Regions from separate parts of the Homo sapiens genome. Here region 2 is linked to region 1. Evidence: read pairs that join two places in POLR2A ChIA-PET (ENCODE). Cell type or tissue: MCF 10A. All regions are shown on one strand. Links, peaks and the distances in the headings refer to the core of each region. The heading gives the core; the rest is flanking DNA.

What was found. Peaks named below come from ENCODE experiments on the same cell type or tissue, not always from the same donor. Only the 100,000 strongest peaks of a DNase experiment are listed, where the experiment ranks them.
Region 2: POLR2A ChIA-PET joins it to region 1 with 6 read pairs; 5 of 35 experiments call an interaction of 5 or more read pairs at or near these places.

Annotation. Positions count from the first base shown.
Region 1 is chr14:51,631,968-51,634,789 of GRCh38, reverse strand. It overlaps a transcript of FRMD6 not described here. Among named protein-coding and RNA genes, the nearest start is that of FRMD6-AS1, 18 kb to the left of the region's middle. In MCF 10A, for the core only: no CTCF peak of the experiment used is centred there; a DNase peak (open chromatin) is centred at 1,289.
Region 2 is chr14:51,697,973-51,700,794 of GRCh38, reverse strand. FRMD6 (FERM domain containing 6) reads right to left here. Exons shown (of 14, transcript NM_001267046.2): 3 at 2,563-2,653. Among named protein-coding and RNA genes, the nearest start is that of FRMD6, 47 kb to the right of the region's middle. In MCF 10A, for the core only: no CTCF peak of the experiment used is centred there; no DNase peak of the experiment used is centred there.

The sequences.
Region 1 (2,822 bases), core at 20-2,519:
CACTAACTAGTGGCAGGGCCAGAGTTCAAGCCTGGCCTTTCTGACTGCATTCTCGAAGTTATACTAACTAGGCTGCCTCCAAATTTGTGAGAGGGAATTTTCTATTTCCTTTTCCAGTGTTTTAAAAAATGTCAAAAGCTAACATTTATGTATTTTAGTAAATTTATCTTTTTTTTTTCCTTTTTTATAGACATTGGTAAATGAAAATTTGTTTGGATTTCCCAAGAGTACTTGAATTTCATGATTTTACATTTCCTACAAAGGGGTCAGACTCAGCAATTTAATTTTCATGGACTAAGAGCTTTCATCAAAGCCTTCATCTTAACAAATAATTGGTTTTGGGAATAGGGGATAGAGATAATTCGGAGAGAGGATAAGCATTCATTCATTAATTCACGCAGACATGTATTGCATGCCTATTTTAGACACTGTGCTAGGTACAAGTCATACAAATATGGCAAAGTTCTTTCCCTTGAGGAATAATTTTTTCCTTCCTTCCCTATTAGCAAAGAATCTGATGTATTCTTGCTGGTCTTAAATTAGGTTACTATCTCCCAACGTGTAATAAGAGTACTACTTATTGTATGCCACATGATTTTAGGTGATAACAGACAAGCACTTAAAAAAACAATTATATACACTTCAGTGTATGAAGATGTAGTTATATAGTCATTTCAATGTAGAAAAAAGATAGTTCACAAATCCATATTTGTGGACGTTGTATCTTAGGACATGGCTAATCATGTCGTTGATCTGCTTTTTGCAGACTGTCTGAACTACATGCATGATGCACAGGCATGTTCTGTAAACCTGCCATCACATTTTAAAAATATGATTCAGATTTTTGAAAGTACCGAAGAAATGGATTAATAGCATGGATTCTGCATGTACTGAATTTCTGTGTTAATCGCTGCATTATTTAAAAGATACATCAAATTGTCACTGCTGAAATTTGATAGTAATTTAGTATGTGAAGTATTGTACGTAACTTTATTATGCTAATCACAAACAGTTCCACTCTAAGGAACTTATATTTGGGTATACATGTTAGAAATTGATTAGAGTTATTATTTGTATTCTTTTCTTGAAAATATCTTGTTTCTAAAACAAAACACTGCTTTTTATTACAATTTTATGGTTACCTTAAACTATGACATATAATTATTTCTTTTTTTTTTTTTTTTTTTTTTTGACAGGGTCTTGTTCTGTTGCTCAAGCTGGAGTGCAGTGGCATGATCTTAGCTCACTGCAGTCTCCACCTCCTGGGCTCAGGTGATCCTCGTTTCTCAGCCTTTCAAGAGCTGGGACCACAGGCATGAGTCACCATGCCCAACTAATTTTTGCATTTTTTGTAGAGACAGGGTTTCACCATGCTGCCCAGGCTGGTCTTGAACTCCTGGGCTCAAGAGATTTGCCCACCTGGGCCTCCCAAAGTGCTGGGACTACAGGCATGAGCTACCGCACCCAGCCAAAAAAACCCTGATAATATGATTTTAAAAAATAAAAAAAAAAAAGAGGAGGTAAATAATAACAAACTCCTAGGCTTAATCTCCAGAGAGTTTGATTTGGTAGATTTGGGGCTAAGAAATCTGTATTTAAAAAACTTTTCATCATGTAAAATTTGAAACTATAAAAAGACTTGTTAAAAAAAATCCTCACATATCCCATTAGATTGAACAGTTATTAACATTTGCTTTATTTGCTACATCTATTTTTTTAGATATTTTAAAGCAAATTCTAGACATCTTGATATTTTACACGAAATGCATGAGTTTGCCTCTTAAAAATGCCATTTTGTTATATAACCAGATACCATAATCACACCTAACAAATTTAATAATAATTTCTTAGCATTTAAAATTTCCATGTCCCCAAAATGTCATCTTACAGTTGGCTTGTTGGAATTCAGGTCCAAACAAGTTCCATGCCTTCCCTTTAGTTATTGTGCAAGTTAGTTTTGTTTTTTAAAGAAGAATTCCCCTTTTACCTGAAACTGCCATTAACCAGTGTCTCAATCAGGCTGGCCCTCTAGGCTTCTCTAAGACAATTCAGATGTAGAAAGAAAGGGCCATGGACATTCTTCTTTCAATATATTTCCATCCTCTATGGATTTATCAGACCACATTCTTTTTGGAGATCTTAGAAAGACAGGATGGGTGTGAGATGGAGAGGGGTGAGATGGAGAGAACTGCAGATAGCCAGGAAACCATCCTTCTAAAGGAACTATGCCTTTTCTGGGCCATCTTTCCCCAAAATGTTTTAAAAAAGATTTCTGAGATTAAGTTTTTCTTTTCAAGCAGCTCAAGTGGTACAACACACAGCATCTCTCTTTTGGAGGCTCATAATGCACATTGAATATACTGTATTAAAGACTCTTTGGAGTTCCACAAAGAAATTTTACTCGTGTTTCCTAAGCGTATTTTATTATGGAGTTGTGTTCTGTCCCCAGCAGATCACCTTAATTAATATCTCTTGTGTATTACTTCATTCTCACGCTGCTATAAGGATGTTCCCAAGACTGGGTAATTTATAAAGGAAAGAGGTCTAATTAACTCAAAGTTCAGCATGGCTGGGGAGGCCTCAGGAAACTTAGAATCATGGCAGAAGGGGAAGCAAACACATCCTTCTTCACAGGGTGGCAGAAAGGAGAAGCATGAGAACCAAGCAAAGGGGGATAAAACCATCAGATCTCTTGAGAACTCACTAGCACAAGAATAGTGTGAGGGAAACCACCTCTGTGATTCTATTTCCTCCCACCAGGTCCCTCCCTCCACATGTGGAGATTATGGGAACTACAATTCAAGATGAGATTTGGGTGGGGA
Region 2 (2,822 bases), core at 244-2,743, 66 kb before region 1:
CAACTTCTGCTTTTTCTTAGTTTCTAGGGTCATTATGACTTACAGTCTAACTTCTAACACTGTGGGTGTTAGTCTTAGGAAAACATGCTTTTGTTCAGCTCAAAGAAGCCTGCTCTTATAGGTACAAAATAATAAAGCAGGGCAGAAACACTATCTTAATTGCTATGTAAGAAATTAGAAAACACGGTATCAGCTCATTTCCAAGTGAGAAGTCTGACCCACATTTTGTGAAGACTAATCTTTAAGACTATTTCTTGTCCGTGTTCCACACACAGCAAAACACAGCATGACAAAATGATAAACCCTTACTCGCACTGCCTTTGGGATCAATTTCATGGAAAAGAGAAGAAACATTTTATGAAAAACAAGTATGGATGCCAAAACATCCCTTCCAGGGGATGATGCTCATAAGGTGAACAGAAAATAAGACCGCTAAAACCTATGTTAAAGTGATCTAAACACGTGAAAAGAAGCTGGTAGAAAACAAACGTTTTCATATTTCCCAAAGATAATCTTTTAAAAGAGAGAGCTATTTCACAAAAGAAGTCTTTGGCATTCCTATACTGTACAAAGTTTCAAGTCTTTTTTAAACTCCTTTTATTCTAACTATCACTAAGGAGACATCTTCACGGAAAGCTCTGCATAAAAATGTACCTGTTCTGGAAGTGTGTCTCTTTGACTACTCCAAAGATGTGCACACTTTGCTACACTTTGACTCCAAGCTGAATACTGGGACTTGACTGGAAAAATGCCAGAAGAAAATAGGAAGGGTAAAGTTACTCGTTGGTTATAAACGACATTAAGTTAACCAATTTTAATGAAAGGGTTAGAAAAGAGATCCCAGAGACAAAAAAAGGAATGCTACTTAAATCCAGTTATTAGGTCAACTAACACTATCTCCCATCTCTCATATCACTGATTAAACATGAAATAAACAAGACCAGACAATCTTCCTGTCGAAACTGATTTGTGTTTGGCTTGAGTTCCCACCTAAAGAAGCAACATAATGAATAGAATTAAGACTGTTCACCATAATAGTACATATATATATTTTTAAACTGCCACTATACCTCTGCCACCTACAATCTGACCAGAGCTTTATACCTTAAGAATTCTCAAAGCACATTAATCCTGCAAAGCTGGTGGAGTAGTAATTTCCATTTGACGCGAAAAAACTGACATTGAGAGAAGTCAAGTGCTAGTTAGGGGTGCAACCGGAATTAGAACCAGGTCAACCAATTCCTGTTTCAATGTTCTTTCGCCATACTACTATCTCTTTTTTAAAAAGGACATCTTAAAAATTATTTTGAAACCTAAGGAAGCTATAAACTGGTTTTATTGGACTTATTTGTTGAACAATAAGGATCTAGCAGTAGTTGTTGTAAGAAGAATTAACTTTGAGCATGGAATACTAAAAGTTACTTAGAATCTATAGAGCCTCTTATGGCTCTCAGACTCTTCCCTGAAAGAACGACTGAAGTATGCACTAACACAAGGATGGAGCTTAGCAACTGTGTTTTATTGTTTTAACTACCACAGGAAGAAACTGAAGAGCAAATGGCTGATTCACAAGGTCCTGATGTGTTCCCTGCTCCATGCTCTTTAGCCTCTCCTAAAAAGGCAACTGAAAACAGTCTACATTTTGGGGGAAAGGGGCCTTGTTTATCAGCTGACCAACTTTATACTGATATCCTTTCCAACTTGGCAGGTGTAAACATATTATTGTATTGACCAGATTTCCAAGATATCTTAAGCCTTGAAATTTAAACCAATTCCAGCAGTAGAAAATAAACCATATTCAAGAATTAGAATTAAATACACCGCACCAAAAAAAACTCTTCTTGACAAAATGAGCAAAGATATATAGAAGACTAAATTAGAGAAATTTAAAAATATCATTTGAAGGAAGAAAGCTTATAATAAATGGCTTTAGAGAAGTCCCAGAAATTTAACTCTAACTAAGGTGTTATGAGAGAAGAAAGCTTATATGAAGTCCTTTACTTAAAAATCTTCTCCTCACAAAGAATATAGAAGAAACTGACCCGATATTTCCAAGTCATATAGTCTGACTGGAAAAAAGAGAAGGGGTACGAGAGAAAAATAAAAAATAAGATTAAATTAATAATTACTTTGTGATACTATATAGTTAATAGCAAGATAACTTGAAAAGAGAAGTCAGTTTAATGTCAAAAATTATAAAACAAATTAAATTACTTTCCTAAGTATTCCAGCTGCTCCCTGAATGCAAGGAAACAAAAATCAAGCTTGCTTCATTAAAACATGGAAGAGCAAACACATAGAATCTAGATTCCCAAAGAGGAATCAATTTTTAAGTTCAAACTATAATAAATAAATGCCTAAAATCCTAAATATTGTAAAAAATACATAGAAATTGAGATTAAAAAATTAAATACTACACCTACACTAAAAATGAAAATCAGTCCATGGGTATTTTGACAATCACAGTTTTATAACAATAGGCCCAATTTAAGTTATAGCTATAAGATGTCATTTCCTCAGGGATAGTTGGCTAAATCCATCAGAGAGGGCTCTAAGACTTACTTTGTATAACACTGAGTCCAAAGAGGTGGCAGTCCTTTAGCCTGAGCAGGTCACAAACCTGGACCAGCAACTGGTGACACAGAATCTTAACCTGTAGGGGAAAAAGGCACGACGTAAAATAACAATTCAACTAAGTCCACCCAGGGAGCCACAATCAGGCAATTTAATGCATCGTAAATATATTCCTTGAAAGGACAAGCTGACAGTAGAAAACAACTGCTGCTTTATCCAAATCACTTTAACCTGGGGTTGTGTTTCAG